2 separate regions of the Homo sapiens genome follow, and region 1 is linked to region 2. A link is a contact called in ENCODE Hi-C or POLR2A ChIA-PET data. All regions are on one chromosome and are shown on one strand. Each heading gives the region's core, a stretch centred on a gene start or an enhancer-like site at or near the end of the contact. The rest is flanking DNA. Distances are from core to core; before and after follow the strand shown. Region 1 overlaps MACF1 (microtubule actin crosslinking factor 1). Region 2 holds the start of SMAP2 (small ArfGAP2).

Evidence for each region. A loop is a pair of places that touch in the nucleus more often than their neighbours do. ChIA-PET counts read pairs that join two places held with the same protein, here RNA polymerase II (POLR2A). Pooled maps may share reads with other maps.
Region 1: a loop to region 2 is called in a pooled map, with 2.4 times the contacts of the local background. The contact joins the enhancer-like site here to the promoter of SMAP2 in region 2. A Hi-C loop is called at or near these places in 4 of 50 pooled maps. POLR2A ChIA-PET finds 5 or more read pairs at or near these places in 2 of 52 experiments (PC-3 and activated CD8-positive, alpha-beta T cell).

The regions. Positions count from the first base shown.
Region 1 is chr1:39,404,306-39,409,271 of GRCh38, forward strand. The region is part of intron 58 of MACF1 (microtubule actin crosslinking factor 1); the gene reads left to right. Among named protein-coding and RNA genes, the nearest start is that of BMP8A, 85 kb to the right of the region's middle. RefSeq lists silencers at 4,218-4,827, 4,838-4,966. Within about 2 kb of position 1,251, at least 3 of the 41 ENCODE cell types and tissues checked have a DNase peak (open chromatin) inside an H3K27ac peak, as active enhancers do.
Region 2 is chr1:40,369,320-40,374,976 of GRCh38, forward strand. It overlaps SMAP2 (small ArfGAP2), which reads left to right and starts at 4,408. Exons shown (of 10, transcript NM_022733.3): 1 at 4,408-4,904. The coding sequence starts at 4,802. RefSeq lists silencers at 4,151-4,470, 4,541-4,680 and an enhancer at 4,666-5,165.

The DNA.
Region 1 (4,966 bases), core at 1-2,500, 970 kb before region 2:
ACTAAAAATACAAAAATTAGCTGGGCATGGTGGTGCACACCTGTCATCCCAGCTACTTGGGAGGCTGAGGCAGGAGAATCACTTAAACCTGGGAGGTGGAGGTTGCAGTGAACCGAGATCGTGTCACTGCACCCCAGCCTGGGTGACAATGTGAGACCCTGTCTGGAAAAAAAAAAAAATTAACAACAACAACAAAAAAATTTGGAGACAGGATCTCACTCTGTCGCCAGGCTAGAGTGCAATGACACAATTACAGCTCATTGTAACCTTGAACTCCTGGGCTGAACGATTTTCTCAGCTCAACCTCCCAAGTAGCTAGGACTACAGATGCACATGCCTGGCCAATTTTTTAACTTTTTGTAGAGACGAGTGTCTTGCAATGTTGCTTCGGCTAGTCTTGAACTCCTGGCCTCAAGGGATACCCCTGCCTCAGCTTCTCAAAGTATTGGAATTACAGGTGTGAGCCATTGAGCCCAGCCAGAATTTGCTTCTTTAGAGTCCTGCCTTCAGCTCTCTACTTAGAAATATTTGTCTTTGCCATCTCTGTATATCTGAAATCCTAATGAGTAAATGTGATTCCCTCCATAAAGCCTTCTCTGATACCTCCTGCCTTCCTTCTTCCCACCCTTCTGTCAGGTCTTTTCTAACTTGCAAAGCCCCATGATTTTGTCATCACCATGGTTTTGGTGACCATTAGTCTAAAAAGAGGGATTAATACACTGTCTTTTGGAAAGTCTACAGGCAGGAAAGGGCTTACAGGGGTCATGAGAGTTCCTGCAGAGTGTGTGGAAAGTTTTCTCATGGGTTCACGAGTACATGAGAGCTCAAATAGCATCAAAATCCTTAGTATCCCACTTAAAGCAAACTTCGTGTCATGCTATGTTGCTTTATGAGCCACTCCGTAGCCATGTTTATAATAATAAAAGTACCAAAGGATGGCAGTGACTGATGCCCAACAGGTACAGACTAATACTGTGGAGTTTCTACTTGCTACTAAATAATGCTTGTAAAATCTAAAGATCCTAAGATGAAAGGCATTGTGTAGATTTAAAATGAGCAAGATCCAACCAGTCCTCTGTATCCTCTTCTACTCAGAATTAGTCTTCCAAGAGAGAGCACCCATCAAGGTGGGTGATAAGGCATCATAGAATCTAGGGAAGTGTGAATCTGGGGTCTCCAGATTGTCCCAGAGGGCTGGCATTTTAGGTCTGGAGCAGACAAGGGCAGGATGCCAGGTCCAAAACTTGGAAAGGGAGCTATGTTAGGGTGTGAGGAGACTCCACCCGGCTGTCTTTCATTAGGAAGACTGCAGGAAGGAGCTGGAAGGGCCAGGATTTTTCTTTCTTCTAAGTTCACTGAAGGAAAATCTAACACCAAATTCTGTACTTGGGAATTTCAAAATGAGTAGAGAATTCTTTGAACTCTGTAATCAATTAACCGGAAACTCATTTGAAATTTGGCTTCAGTGCATATGTTTGTGGTTACAGGGGTGGGGGAAATATCTGAAGAGGGTCTCTGGAGCTCCCTGTATTTCTCTTTTAAAAAGTTTATACACAGCATGTGAAATGAACAGATGCTTTTTTTTTTTTGTAGCTATCAGGGCAACAAGAGGTGGAAAGCTGTATCAGGTATTTATTTCAGTCCCTGAGATGGCTATTGGCAGAGTTTCACATACCTAAACTAAGGAGAAACTCATGAACAGATAAAAATTAAGACATGGAGGAGAACTTGTGCTTCCTCTCTTGATTTATTTCTAAACACATACTGATGATTTTTTAAAAAGAGCAAAGCACTCAGAAAGTATTCTTTGGCTTTGGGTTCTGGGGTTTTTTTGGAGGTGCGGTGGGAGGATTAGATTACTATATGTAATTTCTCTTTAGGTTGTATTTAAATTTGTTTTCCTAACACCCTAATTAGAGAGAGTGTGACTGCAGATAATAAGTAATTCGAATCTGAATTTCATAGTCGTAGGAATGCTCCATTTATTTATTTATATGGATCACTGATGAGAGTAGTAAGAATATTGGTAGATAGACATGGGAGGGAATTATTTAAGAAAAGTCTGGATTGGTTGATACCTGACTTGGTGAGGAAACAGTAAAGGAATTTCTGTTCATGAAGTTTGTGATTCCACATCAAGATAATTCTTTATGGCTGGGAACAGTAGCTACGCCTGTAATCCCAGCACTTTGGGAGGCTGAGGTGAGTGGATCACCTGAGGTCAGGTCACCAGCCTGGCCAACAAGGGGTGAAACCCATCTCTACTAAAAATACAAAAAATTAACTGGGTGCGGTGGCGCATGCCTGTAATCCCAGCTATTGGGGAGGCTGAGGCAGGAGAATCGCTTGAACCCAGGAGGCAAAGATTGCAGTGAGCCAAGATTGCGCCACTGCACTCCAGTCTAGGCGACAGAGTGAGACAGAGTCTCACTCAAAAAAAAAAAAAAAAAAAACATTCTTTATAATAGAATAACCACCCATGTTTCATCCAGAGCCAGAATTCCTCAGATTCTTCCAACCAGAGGGGCCCTGGCATGCTAAACAGTCTGTTATGATATCTGAACACTTAAGTGAATGTATTTGGCCAGGGATATTTGCTAGTAAAATTGATCTTTCCTTCCCTGAGTTTTTCCAGTTGTGCTGAATAATTAAAGGAAAATTAAAACCTGGATTCCCTAAACTGTTAAGTATCAGATCTGTAAGCTGTCAGTCCTTAGGATTACAGTGTATCAGAGTTAGAAAGGACTTTAAAATTCATCTGAACAAACTGCAGAAGATTTGTAAATCTGTTTTCCCAAATCTCTGCCAAGTGATTGCTTGAATTTCTGCTCAAACACCTCCAGGGTCAGGAAAGTCACCAGTTTAGGGGACACTCTATTCTTTGAATAGCTGTGAGAAGCTCTTTGTTGGTTTTAAATCTCACATCTTAGTGTGCCAGCTTAAGGAGATACCCAGAACAAGTTTCCTTCCTCCCACGTCTCAGCCCTTCAGATACTTCATGCTAATTACATCTCCTAGAACTTTCTCTAGGTCAGACATTATTGGGTCTTGCACTGTTTGTTCTTCATAGGACAGGGTTTCTAGTGTCTTGGCAGTATACGACCAAGAGGACACAGGATTCTGGGGCAGTGCCTTTAAAAGTTTTAGAACTAAAAAATATTAAAACTAGAAAGGGTGTCAAGACACAACCTAGTCGGCCTCCCCACCCCTTTCAGTTTACAGATGGGCAGAGTCTTTTGGATTTGAGTGGGTAGAATTGATCAGCAGCCGTTGTTGAAGTGAGAAATGAAGTGTAAAGCATTTTACCAGAGAAAGGTCTTTTAGTTGCCTAATTCCGATTACAGGCTTCAGCGCACTTCTCATTTTTGCCAAGGACCAGTCTGATTCCCTAAGTAAGCCTAAGGCTCAGCTCAAGGTTTCAGTGCCAGATCTTCATACACCAGGTGTTGGTTTCACTTACTGTTTGTGTAAAGGATAGAAATAACTTTTCCATAAGTTTTGCGGTATATATTGACCACATGGTCCGACAGAGATTCCGAATTTTAATAGATGTTTTTTTCCTTCATAAAATCAGAGAATGGCCATCACAAATAGAACAGAGTATTGGACCCGTTCAGAGATGCAGCTGCCTCTGGTGGACAGTTTCCTGGGTTGCCCTTTGTACTTTCTTTGTTTAACAGTCACCAGGTGACCAAGTGGCTTTTCTAAAAGCCAAAGGCCGTGGACGACGGGATTGTGAGCGACTTTTCTCTAGTGTTTTCTATTTGAGATTTGAAATACCCATGCTTTTCATCTGGTCCAAGGAGGCTCAGGTTTCCTTGGCTGTGCGCAACTATAAAGGACCCAGGTGTTTGGTCGTAGGGCTCAGCTGTTGGCATCCCCACCTCCCCCAACACCCCATTTTCTTCCGTCATTGATACCACTCAGGTCTGTGAGCAGAGAAATCCTGGTGGGAGAATTGACCAGGACTTGATATACTTGAGAAGGGGGAGAGGGAAGGTAGAATGTGCCTAGAGTTATCCAATAACTTTGGTCTCTGAGCGTGACCGAATTCCTTTGGGACACCGGGAAAGTGCCGGGTTTAAGGCTGGAGTGTTCTTCGGTCCGGCAAGGGGCGCGCTAAAGGTGACACTGGAAGGAGCAGGGACAGCCTTTGGCGGCAGAGATGGAGCCGAGAGCGATGCAGGCGGCCTACCCCAGCCGGCGCGACCTGCCGGCACACGGGAACTCGAGTGGCCGTCGCCAGAGCCGGCTAGCTGGGGGAGCGCGGGCGCCCTTTCTGGATTCGTTCGCCTTTGGGCTGGGCTCGGAGCCGGGCCGGTTGGAGCGAGACAGGGGCGGGAGGGGCCGGGCCAGCGGGAGGAGGGCGGGGCTTTCCTTTGTCAGGGGATTTGCGCCGCGCAGCCCAGACTCGCGCGGGTTCCGTTCCTCTCCTTGCGCCCTCTCCGGGGGCGGGGCGTTCCCCTCTGGCCCCGGGGCGCGGTGGGCGTGGGCTGCGGGAGCCGAACGGCTGGCGTCCCGGGTCTCTCGCTCCGAATCCCGCAGAAGCCCCTCCTTCGGCGCCTCAGCCTCCAATCCTCTCCACCGCTCCCTCCACTCTCGGAGTCGCTCCTCTCCCCGGCCCCGCCCCCGCCGGGCCCCGCCCCCGCCCTCGTCCTCCTTCCTGTGCTCTCCGCGTCGCGCGCTCCCTGGCTTCCAGGGGGCTGCCCGGGCGGGGCGGCGCAGCGCGGCGGCGCGGGGAAGGGGGAGGAGAGCCGCCCGCCAGCCGAGCACTTCCAGCGAGCTAGCGAGCTAGCGGGTCGCGCTGCGCGGGGGAGGAGGACTCGCCCCCCGCCCGACCCTAGCGGAGCCTTTTGTTCCCAGCCAGAAGTTTGCATGCCGGGACCGTGACAGCTGCGGGCGGGGAGGACGGCGGGGCCGCGGGGCCAGCGGCGTGGTGGAGAATAGAGGCGGCTGCTTGTCATGC
Region 2 (5,657 bases), core at 3,158-5,657:
CCAATGACTTTCTTCACAGAATTGGAAAAAACTACTTTAAAGTTCATATGGAACCAAAAAAGAGCCCACATCGCCAAGTCAATCCTAAGCCAAAAGAACAAAGCTGGAGGCATCACACTACCTGACTTCAAACTTTACTACAAGGCTACAATAACCAAAACAGCATGGTACTGGTACCAAAACAGAGATATAGATCAATGGAACAGAACAGAGCCCTCAGAAATAACGCCGCATACCTACAACTGTCTGATCTTTGACAAACCTGAGAAAAACAAGAAATGGGGAAAGGATTCCCTATTTAATAAATGGTGCTGGGAAAACTGGCTAGCCATATGTAGAAAGCTGAAACTGGATCCCTTCCTTACACCTTATACAAAAATCAATTCAAGATGGATTAAAGATTTAAACGTTAGACCTAAAACCATAAAAACCCTAGAAGAAAACCTAGGCATTACCATTCAGAACATAGGCATGGGCAAGGACTTCATGTCCAAAACACCAAAAGCAATGGCAACAAAAGACAAAATTGACAAATGGGATCTAATTAAACTAAAGAGCTTCTGCACAGCAAAAGAAACTACCATCAGAGTGAACAGGCAACCTACAAAATGGGAGAAAATTTTCGCAACCTACTCATCTGACAAAGGGCTAATATCCAGAATCTACAATGAACTCAACCAAATTTACAAGAAAAAAACAAACAACCCCATCAAAAAGTGGGCAAAGGACATGAACAGACACTTCTCAAAAGAAGACATTTATGCAGCCAAAAAACACATGAAAAAATGCTCATCATCACTGGCCATCAGAGAAATGCAAATCAAAACCACAATGAGATACCATCTCACACCAGTTAGAATGGCAATCATTAAAAAGTCAGGAAACAACAGGTGCTGGAGAGGATGTGGAGAAATAGGAACACTTTTACATTGTTGGTGGGACTGTAAACTAGTTCAACCATTGTGGAAGTCAGTGTGGCGATTCCTCAGGGATCTAGAACTAGAAATACCATTTGACCCAGCCATCCCATTACTGGGTATATACCCAAATGACTATAAATCATGCTGCTATAAAGACACATGCACACGTATGTTTATTGCGGCATTATTCACAATAGCAAAGACTTGGAACCAACCCAAATGTCCAACAATGATAGACTGGATTAAGAAAATGTGGCACATATACACCATGGAATACTATGCAGCCATAAAAAATGATGAGTTCATGTCCTTTGTAGGGACATGGATGAAATTGGAAATCATCATTCTTAGTAAACTATCACAAGAACAAAAAACCAAACACCGCATATTCTCACTCATAGGTGGGAATTGAACAATGAGATCACATGGACACAGGAAGGGGAATATCACACTCTGGGGACTGTGGTGGGGTAGGGGGAGGGGGGAGGGATAGCATTGGGAGATATACCTAATGCTAGATGACGAGTTAGTGGGTGCAGCGCACCAGCATGGCACATGTATACATATGTAACTAACCTGCACAATGTGCACATGTACCCTAAAACTTAAAGTATAATAAAAAAAAAAAAAAAAGAAAAGAAAATTCTATAACTGGCCAGGCGCGGTGGCTCATGCCAGTAATCCTAGTACTTTGGGAGGCTGAGGTGGGCGGGTCACGAGGTCAGGAGATTGAGACCATCCTGGCTAACAGGGTGAAACCCTGCCTCTATTAAAATACAAAAAATTAGCCAGGAGTGGTGGCACGTGCCTGTAGTCCTAGCTACTTGGGAGGCTGAGGCAGGAGAATTGCTTGAACCTGGGAGGCGGAGGTTGCAGTGAGCCGAGATCGCACCACTGCACTCCAGCCTGGCGACAGAGCGAGACTCGGTCTCAAAAAAAAAAATTTTATAACTAATGTGGAAACAGTTTTATGATAAGATAACATGTGCATGATGGAACAGAGTGAACATTTTTGCAAGACTAGTCAAAGCAAAATTCAAGACTTCAAAAAAAAAAATGTGTACTTGGGAGGAGCAGTTTGCTTTGTTTATATCCTCAGACCCTGGGCTATGCACTCACTTTACTCTGCTATTAGTAATGATAATAAAAAGAGCTAATACTTGATGTATCTGCTAGGATAGGCTAGCTTATACAGTGGTAAACAAACAAAACTCAATGGCAACACAATGCTTATTTCTTGCTTATGCTAAGTTATCCTCTATGGGCTGGCAGAGAGCTCTTGTTTATCAGCTACACAGAAATCCAGGCTAATAGAGCAACCAACATCTTCAGCATCAATAGTTGCCATGCCAGAGGGAAAGAGAAGCACAAGAGGCTCAAAGCAACAAATAAATGCTTCAGAGACAAAGTAATCCATCCTTTCTGCTCAAACTCATTGGTCTTTCCCAATCACTTGAAGGCCAGGAAATAAAATCCTACCATGTGCTCAGAAGGCAAAACGCCAGAAATATTTAGTGAAGAGCGCTAATTGTCTATCATTCACTATCTACCAAGGGCTGTTCTAATTATATTACAGGCATTATCTCAGCTAAGCCTCATAATAATCTTGTGAAATAGGTACTATTAATGTTATCATCATTCCCATTCTATAGATGAAATAACTGAGGCACCAAGAGGCTAAGTAACCTGCTCAAAGTCACACAGATAATAGGTGGTAAAAGCTGAAGATTTAAACTTAAGCATTCTTGCCCCAGAGTCTGTGTGCTTAACCACAAAGCCATGAGATCTCTCACTAGGTGGGAACAATTTGAGAAACACTGCCATAGGCAATGGAGAGCCACTAAAGGATTTTTTAAGCAGGAAGTGTGAGTCCATCAGAATTGGCATTTAAAAGCTCCCTCTAGAGAGCACGGTGAAGGATTAATTTAACCAGATTTAGACTAAGGCAGGAAGGCTATTTGCAGAGTGAGGAGATGAAGATGGGGAGGGCTTGAACTAAGGTACAATCACCACTCACCGCAATTAACTGGGTTTTGTTGTTGTTGTTGTTGTTTGAGACAGGGTAACGGGGTACATTGGGGGTTGGAGGGGTGGTTCTTACTGTGTTGCCCAGGCTGGATTCCAACTCCTGGGCTCAAGTGATGCTCTGGCTCTGGCATCCTGAGTAGCTAGGACTACAGGTATGTGCCACCACACCCAGTAACTAGTTAATCTTGACTGTCTATTTCAACTGAAAAATGGTTATGGTAATACCTACTTGGATGGGTTTTCTGAGGAAAAACACCCCAATGAACTTGTGTGTTTTTAAAAGTCAAGTCCCCTAGGCATGGCTAGAAGGGAAGAGGCTTAGCCAGAAAATTTAATTGTTGTGATTAATAAAGTAATAGAAATGTTTAGTTTTCCTCTGATGAGATGAAAGCTTTGAGGGGATCCTGGTCTTGGGAGAAAGTAAAGAAATGGAGGAGAGGGTTTCACCAGAGTTTAGATAACTCTTAGCATCTGCTTACTATCTTCCCTGATTAATTATTTCCATGGCAGCCAGAGTGACCTTTTAAAACCACAAATCGGATCATGCTGTTTCCCTCTCCCCTAGTACAGTGCCTGATACTTAGAAATTTCTCAGTAACATCGTGCTCAGTGAATGAATGAATGAATGAGTGAATGAAAACACAAGCCAGATGGCAGGTGGATCCCTAAGGAAAAGGACAGCCAATGAGAAATTATCTGTAGCAACGGTGGCTTTGGATGATGATGTTTAATAATCATTTTTAAGGAGTTGCCTGTTGTGTGCTATGCTTTAATCACTGTCCCCCACCCTTCCCAAATAACGTTCAGTAAAAGTCTGCCACAAAAAACTCGCTGTTTTGTGAGAATTTAAGAAATGGAAGAAGAAACAAACTGTCTGGGCACCAGGCCAAACAATATCCAAAAAGGCAGGAGTCACAGAGGAGAGCTAATGAGTATTAGTGGGAGCAGGTATTCCAAGTGAGAGGTGACCAGAGTCCTCTGAAAATGTGGGGAGGGGGTGACGTTCCTATATCCTGGGTTAGGGGCTTGGACTCTTATATTTGGCTGTTGGAAAAAACAAGCTGGAGGACTTTGGGGTATCAACAACCCTCAGGTTACATAAGGATGATCATAGGGTCGTTGTGAGGATTATGTTGGGATAGTTCATGCAAAGCGCTTAACACAGTGCCTAGCGCATAGTAAGAGCTCAGTAAATGTTAGTTGTTGTCTTCCTTCACTTTCTTCCATTCCCTCCACTCCCTTTCTACCAGGCTCCATTCATTCTCTTCCAAGGACACGCAGGGGGCGTGCCCACCCCTTCCCTCCGCCCCCACCCAAGGCCCGCCCCCCGCTTCTCCACGGATTGGTTCCCGAGAGGCGGAGCTGAAGGAAGAGCCCAGTGCGGCGCGGTGGGGGCGGGGCGCATGCGCGAGCTGGGCAGGGTGGAGGTGGGGAGGAAGAGCTGCCGGAAGTAGGCGGTGGAGGTGGTAGCGGAGCTGACGGCAGCTGCCAGGGAAACCGAGGCGCGGGACGCAAGGCCAGCAGACAGGCCGGCCAGAGGGTCATCTGCGTCCGGCACCCAGGAGGCTCGTGGTCCGCCTTTGCCTGGGCTGAGGGTCTCTGGCCCCGCAGCCTCTCTTGGAGGCGGGCCTGTCCCTAAGCCCGCCAAGGGGCGCCGCGCCGAGGGGCTGCGGAGTGGGGGACGGACGCCCCCGACCCGGGAAGGGGCGTCCGGCGGGGCCGGAGGAGAGGGCTCTCCCCGCTCAGGAGGTGCCCCTGGGCGGGGGACCGGGAGTCCTCAACCCCGGACTGAGGCAGGGGTCTCTGGGGGCGAGGAGGGCGCGTCGCCCTCTGCCCCCGCCGGCACCCTGGCCATGACAGGCAAGTCGGTGAAGGACGTGGATCGGTACCAGGCTGTCCTGGCCAACCTGCTGCTGGAGGAGGATAACAAGTTTTGTGCAGATTGCCAGTCTAAAGGTAGCGCATCCCACCTGGCGGGCCAGGGGTCCAGCCGCGCCGGGGTGGTGGGGGTGGGCTGCGTGAAGAGGCGGTTTCTGAAGCTTAGGCCGCCCAACTCGGCTTATAAGTGGTAACGCGTGCTGCGCTTGCAGTGAGCCTACTGGGCTTTCTGCAGCTGGGGGATTGGTATGGGTAGAGCTTGCGAGGGCGAGTCTGTGTGTGTCGGGGAGGGTGGAGGTGATGGTGCGGGTGGAAGTTGCCTGGCGTGTTCAGGTGAGAATGTCTGTATTTGAGGGCTCTGAATGAGTTCTGGGCCGGCTGTCCAGAGAGAGCTCCCAGCATGTCACTTGCAAAGCTGGGGATGAACTGCATTGCGTGCGTGCGTGCGTGCGTGTGTGTGTGTGTGTGTGTGTGTGTGTGAGAGAGAGAGAGAGAGAATGACGAGGAGGAGGAGGAGGGAAGTGAGATGGCGGAAAGGAAAACTGCTTAAATGATTTTTAAAGGTGGTGATTTTTGCTTCCTGCTATTTGGTTAGCAACTCCTGTCATTTTGCAGCCTTGCTAAGATCTGACAAGAGTGCTTAGGTGACTTTATTCTTCTGGATGTGTGCAGTGGGAAACTGCCTTATGCAGTGACACAGTGCGGATTTCTAGGCAGTGTAGCCCTGGCTTGTAGAGTGCGTTGGAGGCCTATGTATGAGTGGTGGCAGAAACTAGCCGATTATGCCTGTAGTGCAGGATCCGTTTAATCAGTGGAGAGAGAAAGATGAAT